Linked DNA regions of Homo sapiens: region 2 is linked to region 1. The links are chromatin loops, found by intact Hi-C in ENCODE. Cell type or tissue: PC-9. All regions are shown on one strand. Links, peaks and the distances in the headings refer to the core of each region. The heading gives the core; the rest is flanking DNA.

What was found. A loop is a pair of places that touch in the nucleus more often than their neighbours do. Peaks named below come from ENCODE experiments on the same cell type or tissue, not always from the same donor. Only the 100,000 strongest peaks of a DNase experiment are listed, where the experiment ranks them.
Region 2: it touches region 1 in a loop (5-fold over the local background); 12 of 110 quality-filtered maps call a loop at or near these places.

What each region holds. Positions count from the first base shown.
Region 1 is chr17:6,550,637-6,553,539 of GRCh38, reverse strand. The region is part of intron 1 of PITPNM3 (PITPNM family member 3); the gene reads left to right. Among named protein-coding and RNA genes, the nearest start is that of PITPNM3, 4.5 kb to the left of the region's middle. In PC-9, for the core only: no CTCF peak of the experiment used is centred there; DNase peaks (open chromatin) are centred at 1,059, 1,489 and 1,979; H3K4me3 peaks cover 1,006 bases; H3K27ac peaks cover 1,915 bases.
Region 2 is chr17:6,492,814-6,495,716 of GRCh38, reverse strand. The region is part of intron 4 of PITPNM3 (PITPNM family member 3); the gene reads left to right. Among named protein-coding and RNA genes, the nearest start is that of PIMREG, 50 kb to the right of the region's middle. RefSeq lists an enhancer at 2,285-2,786. In PC-9, for the core only: no CTCF peak of the experiment used is centred there; a DNase peak (open chromatin) is centred at 1,256.

The DNA of each region.
Region 1 (2,903 bases), core at 277-2,776:
AATAATACCCCTGGAGTTGTGCAGTGCACAGCCTGAGCAGCAGGTCATGGCTGTGCCAGATTTGTGGCATGGCTTGTGTCGGACAAGAGCTAAAAGGAGGCAGTGAAAGGACTCTTACACTGCCAGGAGAATCCAGGTACAAGAGAAATTGTTATCGGGGCCCAGAGAGGATGAGATAGATCTTCAGAAGGTGAATCCAGATGGGTTATTACCAGTTCTCAATCTCTAGGGGAGATTTCAGTTACACAGAAAGGCATCATTTATGGTGGCCCCAGTCTAACCAGCAACAGGGAGGTGGGGGCAGGGGTGGGGAGGATTCAGAAGCTCTGAGTAGGAGGGACAATTTACAGTACAGAGCTCCCCACGGAGCAGAGAGGCCAGTGAGTGGCTTGAGACAGACAGTGAAGGCTGGGTTTCTCTGGGAGATGGGCCCTAAAGGCTGGCACAGTTTGTATAGAAAGGTGGCCAGGGGCTCGGTGCGGTGGTTCGTGCCTGTAATCCCAGCACTTTGGGACGCCGAGGCGGGCAGATCACGAGGTCAGGAGATCGAGACCATCCTGGCTAACACGGTGAAACCCCGTCTCTACTAAAAATACAAAAACAAAATTAGCCAGGCGTGATGGTGGGCGCCTGTAGTCCCAGCTTCTTGAGAGGCTGAGGCGAGAGAATGGCATGAACCCAGGAGTCAGAGCTTGCAGTGAGCCGAGATCGTGCCGTTGCACTCCAGCCTGGGCTACAGAGCGAGACTCCGTCTCAAAAAAAAAAAAAAAAAAAAAAGAAAAAGAAAGGTGGCCAGGGGCCGGCTTCCAGGTGGGGGTAGTGGCTTGAACAAAGGCTAGGAGGATGGAAAGGAAGAGGCACATGTGTAAGTGTGGGAGGACTGCTATGGGTAGGGGTGGAAGGTGGGTAGGAAGTGCCCAAAAGTAAAGAAACCTGGCTGGAGCGGAAGAATGCAGAGGGCTAAAAGGAACTCCAAAGAGCATGAAGACAGGAGTGCCGGGGTAAGACTTGGCACTGTGTTTCGACAGATCCCTCTGGCTGGGACGCCAGGGCTCCTGGGAAGCTGGAGAGAGGCCAGCCTGGTGGAGCTGCCTTTGTTGGGAAGGGTTGATTCTGACTCCTGCCAGCCACACTGCCCCTCCCTTCCTGTCTACCTCCCTGTGCCCCTCCCTCTGCACCCCAACAGGCTGCCCCTCTCTCCCACTGAGAGAATGAGGGTAGGGGGTGGGGGCCAGGTCCCCAGGTTAGGCAGGAGCAGAGTGAACAGCCTAGAGGGTCTTGGCACCTCTCAGGCTGGGGCAGGAATATCTGCAGAGACAGAGCCGAGGCCACAGGGTTGGGCCTCCCAGGCTGGAGGAACCAGTTTATTCTCCTCTCAGGTGTTAGCCTCTGCTCTGAGGGGTGTAGCTGGCAGGCTTCCATGTGGCAAACCTAGTAATTTGAGTCAGTAAAGTACTGATCCTACGGTGTTAGGATGGGAGGGAACATTTCGATACTCATGTTCCAAGTCCTCGTTAACAATGGGTCGCTGAGGGCCCGTGAGAGGTAGGTATTTGGCCAACGTCACAGAAGAAGGTGACGGCAGAGCCTGGGTTTCCAGAGTTTGGACCTTGCTCTGCTGAGTCAGCCTCCTTTGGGGTCCTCCTGGAGTGGGGCGTGTGCTCTCACATCCTCCCAAAGCGAGACTTCTCCTGGGCCCCTTACTCTGTGGCTCCCAGGGGCAGTGACTAGTGGCTGGATCACTCAGAGGAGGAAACATCTGGAAGCTTGGAAAGGGGACTAGCGCAGATTAAAAAAAAAAAAATTTTTTTAATACTTTTTTTTTCATAACGATGGGGGTCTCATTACGTTGCCCAGGCTGGTCTCAAACTCTGGGCCTCAAGTAATCCTTCCTGCTTTGGCTTCCCAAAGTACTGGAATTACAGGCATGAGCCATCATACCTGGACAACGCTGGGATTCTTAAATCTTTGGGGAGGTGCCAGAGGATTTGAGGCATGACTCTGAGAAACTCCCAGCCCTAGGGCACCGATTACTCTACTGTGTATCTTGGGACGGGCATTGCATCCTGCAAGGAGATGGTAAACTCACTTTCTTTGGTCCCCAATGGGAAGGTTATGGTCAAATATGGTCAAATCAGACACCAGTGTCCAGACTCCAGGCTTTTCTTTTTTTTTTTTGAGATGGAGTCTCGCTCTGTCGCCGAAGCTGGAGTGCAGTGGCGCGATCTCAGCTCAGCTCACGGCAAGCTCCACCTCCCGGGTTCACGCCATTCTCCCGCCTCAGCCTCCTGAGTAGCTGGGACTACAGGTGACTGCCACCATGCCCGGCTAATTTTTTGTATTTTTAGTAGACACGGGGTTTCACCGTGTTAGCCAGGATGGTCTCAATCTCCTGACCTCGTGATCCGCCTGCCTTGGCCTCCCAAAGTGCTGGGATTACAGGTGTGAGCCACCGTGCCTGGCCAGACTCCAGGCTTTTCAAAAGCTTTCCCGCAGTCTGGGGTGTGCTGGAACTTGGATGGCCTCACGTTCCTATGCAAATACGCCGACCTCTGTGAAATCACCTATCCCAGCAGCAGACCTGGCAGGTCCCAGCCTGAGACGTTTGTTGCCGCTCAGTTCTGGCTGTGGTGTCCTTGTTTGAGCCAAGGATGGTGCAGCTCAAACAGAGAGGTTCCACCTCAAGCCTGTGACCCTGGGCCTGGAACCCCTTATCCCCCATTTGAGGCCTCTGTGACTTGACCTGTGTTTGGAAGTCCAGTGTGGCAGGACACAGAATACGAGGACATGGCTGGACAGTGTCCCTGCCCCAGCCACTTGCCTGGGCCATGTCTGGGTCAGATTGGCCAGAAGCTGTGATGTTTTCTCACATACATCTTCATATGTTATGAGACTTCATGGCT
Region 2 (2,903 bases), core at 118-2,617, 58 kb after region 1:
AAACTCCAGGGGTCTTCCCAGCACTCTGGTGGGGGAAGGGTGCCTGCAGCATGCACACATGTGCAAGGGGTCCTTCGTCCACAGCGGTGAGCACGAGGACCCCAGAACCCAGCCTGGTGGTCCCTTTTGTCCTGGGCTTGCAGCTCCTGGCTGCAAGGGTTCACGCTCTCTGGAGCATGGGATGGCCAGGTCTTCTTATGTTGTTCTCCATCTTCCTGGAGTTGCGAAGGGACCCGTATAGAAGACTCTCTCCTCCACCCAGGGCCAGGGTGTGAGGATCTCTTTTCACCCTGAAGCATTCTCTGTCTCCAAATCCTTTCCTCTTGGGAACAAAAGAGCTTTTGGAAACAAAAGCCAGGAAGCTCTGCCACAAACCTTCCCAGAGGCAAAGGAGCCAGAGCTGGGAGAAGATATAAATTGGTATCTAAAAAAAAACCACCCTGCTACATGCACTTAGAAAAATTCTTATTTTTAATCTGTCTTTTGAGTAGGTAGCACATATACATGGTATAAAATGCCTCCCTCTCCTGTCTTCCAGCGCACACAATTCTCCCTAGAAGAAAAGATTATAACTGGCTTCTTAGATTCCATTTCAGAGATAATCTCTGCATACAAGAGTCTATCCATAAATATGCATTTATATATATTTTTATATCTATACCCTCACACAGATGGGAGCACACAGTTCCTTTCTTTGTGCACCTTGCTTTTCTCAGATGTTGATACTAGATCATGATTGTCTCCTTAGCTCAGTATGCTTAGAGGTGAGTTGTTTTTTGCAATGGGCATGTGCAATTTCACTGTGGTCCAATTTATTTAATCTGTCCCCTACTGGTGGACATATAGGTGCTTCCTGTCTTTTGCTGTTGTAAAAGCAATGTGGCAATGGTTAGCACTGTACATATGTCCTTTTGCACATGGGCTTGGAATTGCTGGGTCAAAGGCATTTTGCATGTTGAATGACATTGCCAAATGGCCCTTCACAGAGGCTATACTGATGTTTACTCTCACCAGCAATGAATGAAGAGATCGTTTTTCCACACCCTGGCCCATAGTGTGTCACAACTGCCAGTCTGACAGGTGGAAAAAAAAAAGTTGTCTTAGGGTAATTTCAATGAGCCTTCCTCTAGTTTAGGGTTCTAAGGTTGAGCACCTTTTTCCTATGTGTGAGAGCCATTCCTAGGCCCTGTGCTGGATGCCGCACACACTTGGCAGGGGTTACTGTGCAGGTGCGCATGGGCTGGAGTGTGCCACTGCATTCCTTTGTGTATGTGCTGTTCCAGGCAGGGCCAGGGTGGACTTGACAGGGGATCATTAGGGGGTCAGGCTAACAGCCTAAGAAGTTCCTGCTATGAGTAGCCTCTTCCCACTCTTTCTTCCCTGCCAAGAGTCTCCCTGAGGAGGCAGGGCTGTGGCGTGAAGGGATTAGTAAGAGCAAAGAGACCATTCCTTTCTTACTCCCCTCCTTCAGGACGATGAAGAGCCCTGACCTGGTGACCTGGGTTCAAGTACCCAGCCCTCCACTTACATCTTGAGAGAAATCACTTTACCTTTCCAATCCTTGGTTTTCTCATCTTTAAGATGGGGAGAGTACTCCTGACCTCACAGGATGAATGTGAAGATTGCCTGAGACACCGGATGAGGACTAGAAACTCAGGACCAGTCTTAGGGCTGTGTTTGTTGCAAAGGAGTCTGTAGGGGAACACCAGGGTTTGGGATTTCATGTCCCTCTAGCATCCCTGTGTCGTGGTGGCAGAGTTTTCTCATGGTTGTATACCTGGAAATTTCACTGGGCCCGATTCAGGATGGCACCTCTGATCTGAACTGGGATCCCCCATGAGAACTGTTCCTCCGAACTAACCCCGTGTTCACTTGGGGTATCTAACAACATGTTCTCAAGGGGCAGGGTTTAGGGCATAGGCCCTCGCAAGGGCCAGGCCCTGGTCTGGGGTAGTGTCTCTGTGAAAGGCTCACTGGGCCGTTGAAGGTTTGAACACATCACCTTAGCCTGGTTAGTCAGATGAATCCAGGTGGACGTGATTAGATTCTGACCCTGAAAGCGTTAAGGAGTCATGGAGGGACCTCAGCCACCAGCTCCCCCAGACTCTGGATGAAACTTCCCTCCCCAGCACCCTGCTACGTGGTCACTTATATAACTTGCTTGTCTAACCTCAGTGAAGGAGAACAGCCTGCTTGCAGGTCAGCACAGGTCACTCTTGAACTGTTGTAAACATTTCCTAGGTTGTGCTAAAACTTGGAATGGCTCTCCAGAAACCACCCCAACCCTTATTTGTCCTGGCTTTGCCCTCTGCTCCCTTGACCCACACGAGGCTCAGCATAGATTTGCAGGCAGCTGCTGCTCTTCTCCAGGCTGGGTCTCTCAACCTCCTGAGCCCCTTTCTATAGCTTTCCTGCTCTGTTATTGGGCATCAGACATACCCTCAGCAGGGCCTGAGCTGCAGGGGCAGGGCAGGGATGTCTCCCTCTCATTTTGAACTGAGATCTCTGGTTTGTGCAGCCTTAGAGGTTGAGAAGTAACTGTGGCAGCCCCACTACCCTGACTCAAGCTGTTTGTAGCCTTTGGTCATGTGACTGATCTTGGGCACATGACCTAGGTCTTTGTCATTGACCCGACCTTGGTCACATGACCTACTCTTGGTCATGTGATCCCAGGGGCTTGAGAGATCTTTGAAGGCAGATGCTGTGTCTGATTGGTCTTGGTGTTTTCAGCCTTGACACAAGTTTGGGCAATAACCAATAGGGTGGGAATAGGCAAGTGGTATTGAGTTCATTGTTTTTTTTTTTTAAGTCCTTGGAAGGCTTACTTTATTTTTATTTTATTTTATTATTTTATTTTTTGAGATAGGGTTTCACTCTTATTGCCCAGGATGGAGTGCAACAGC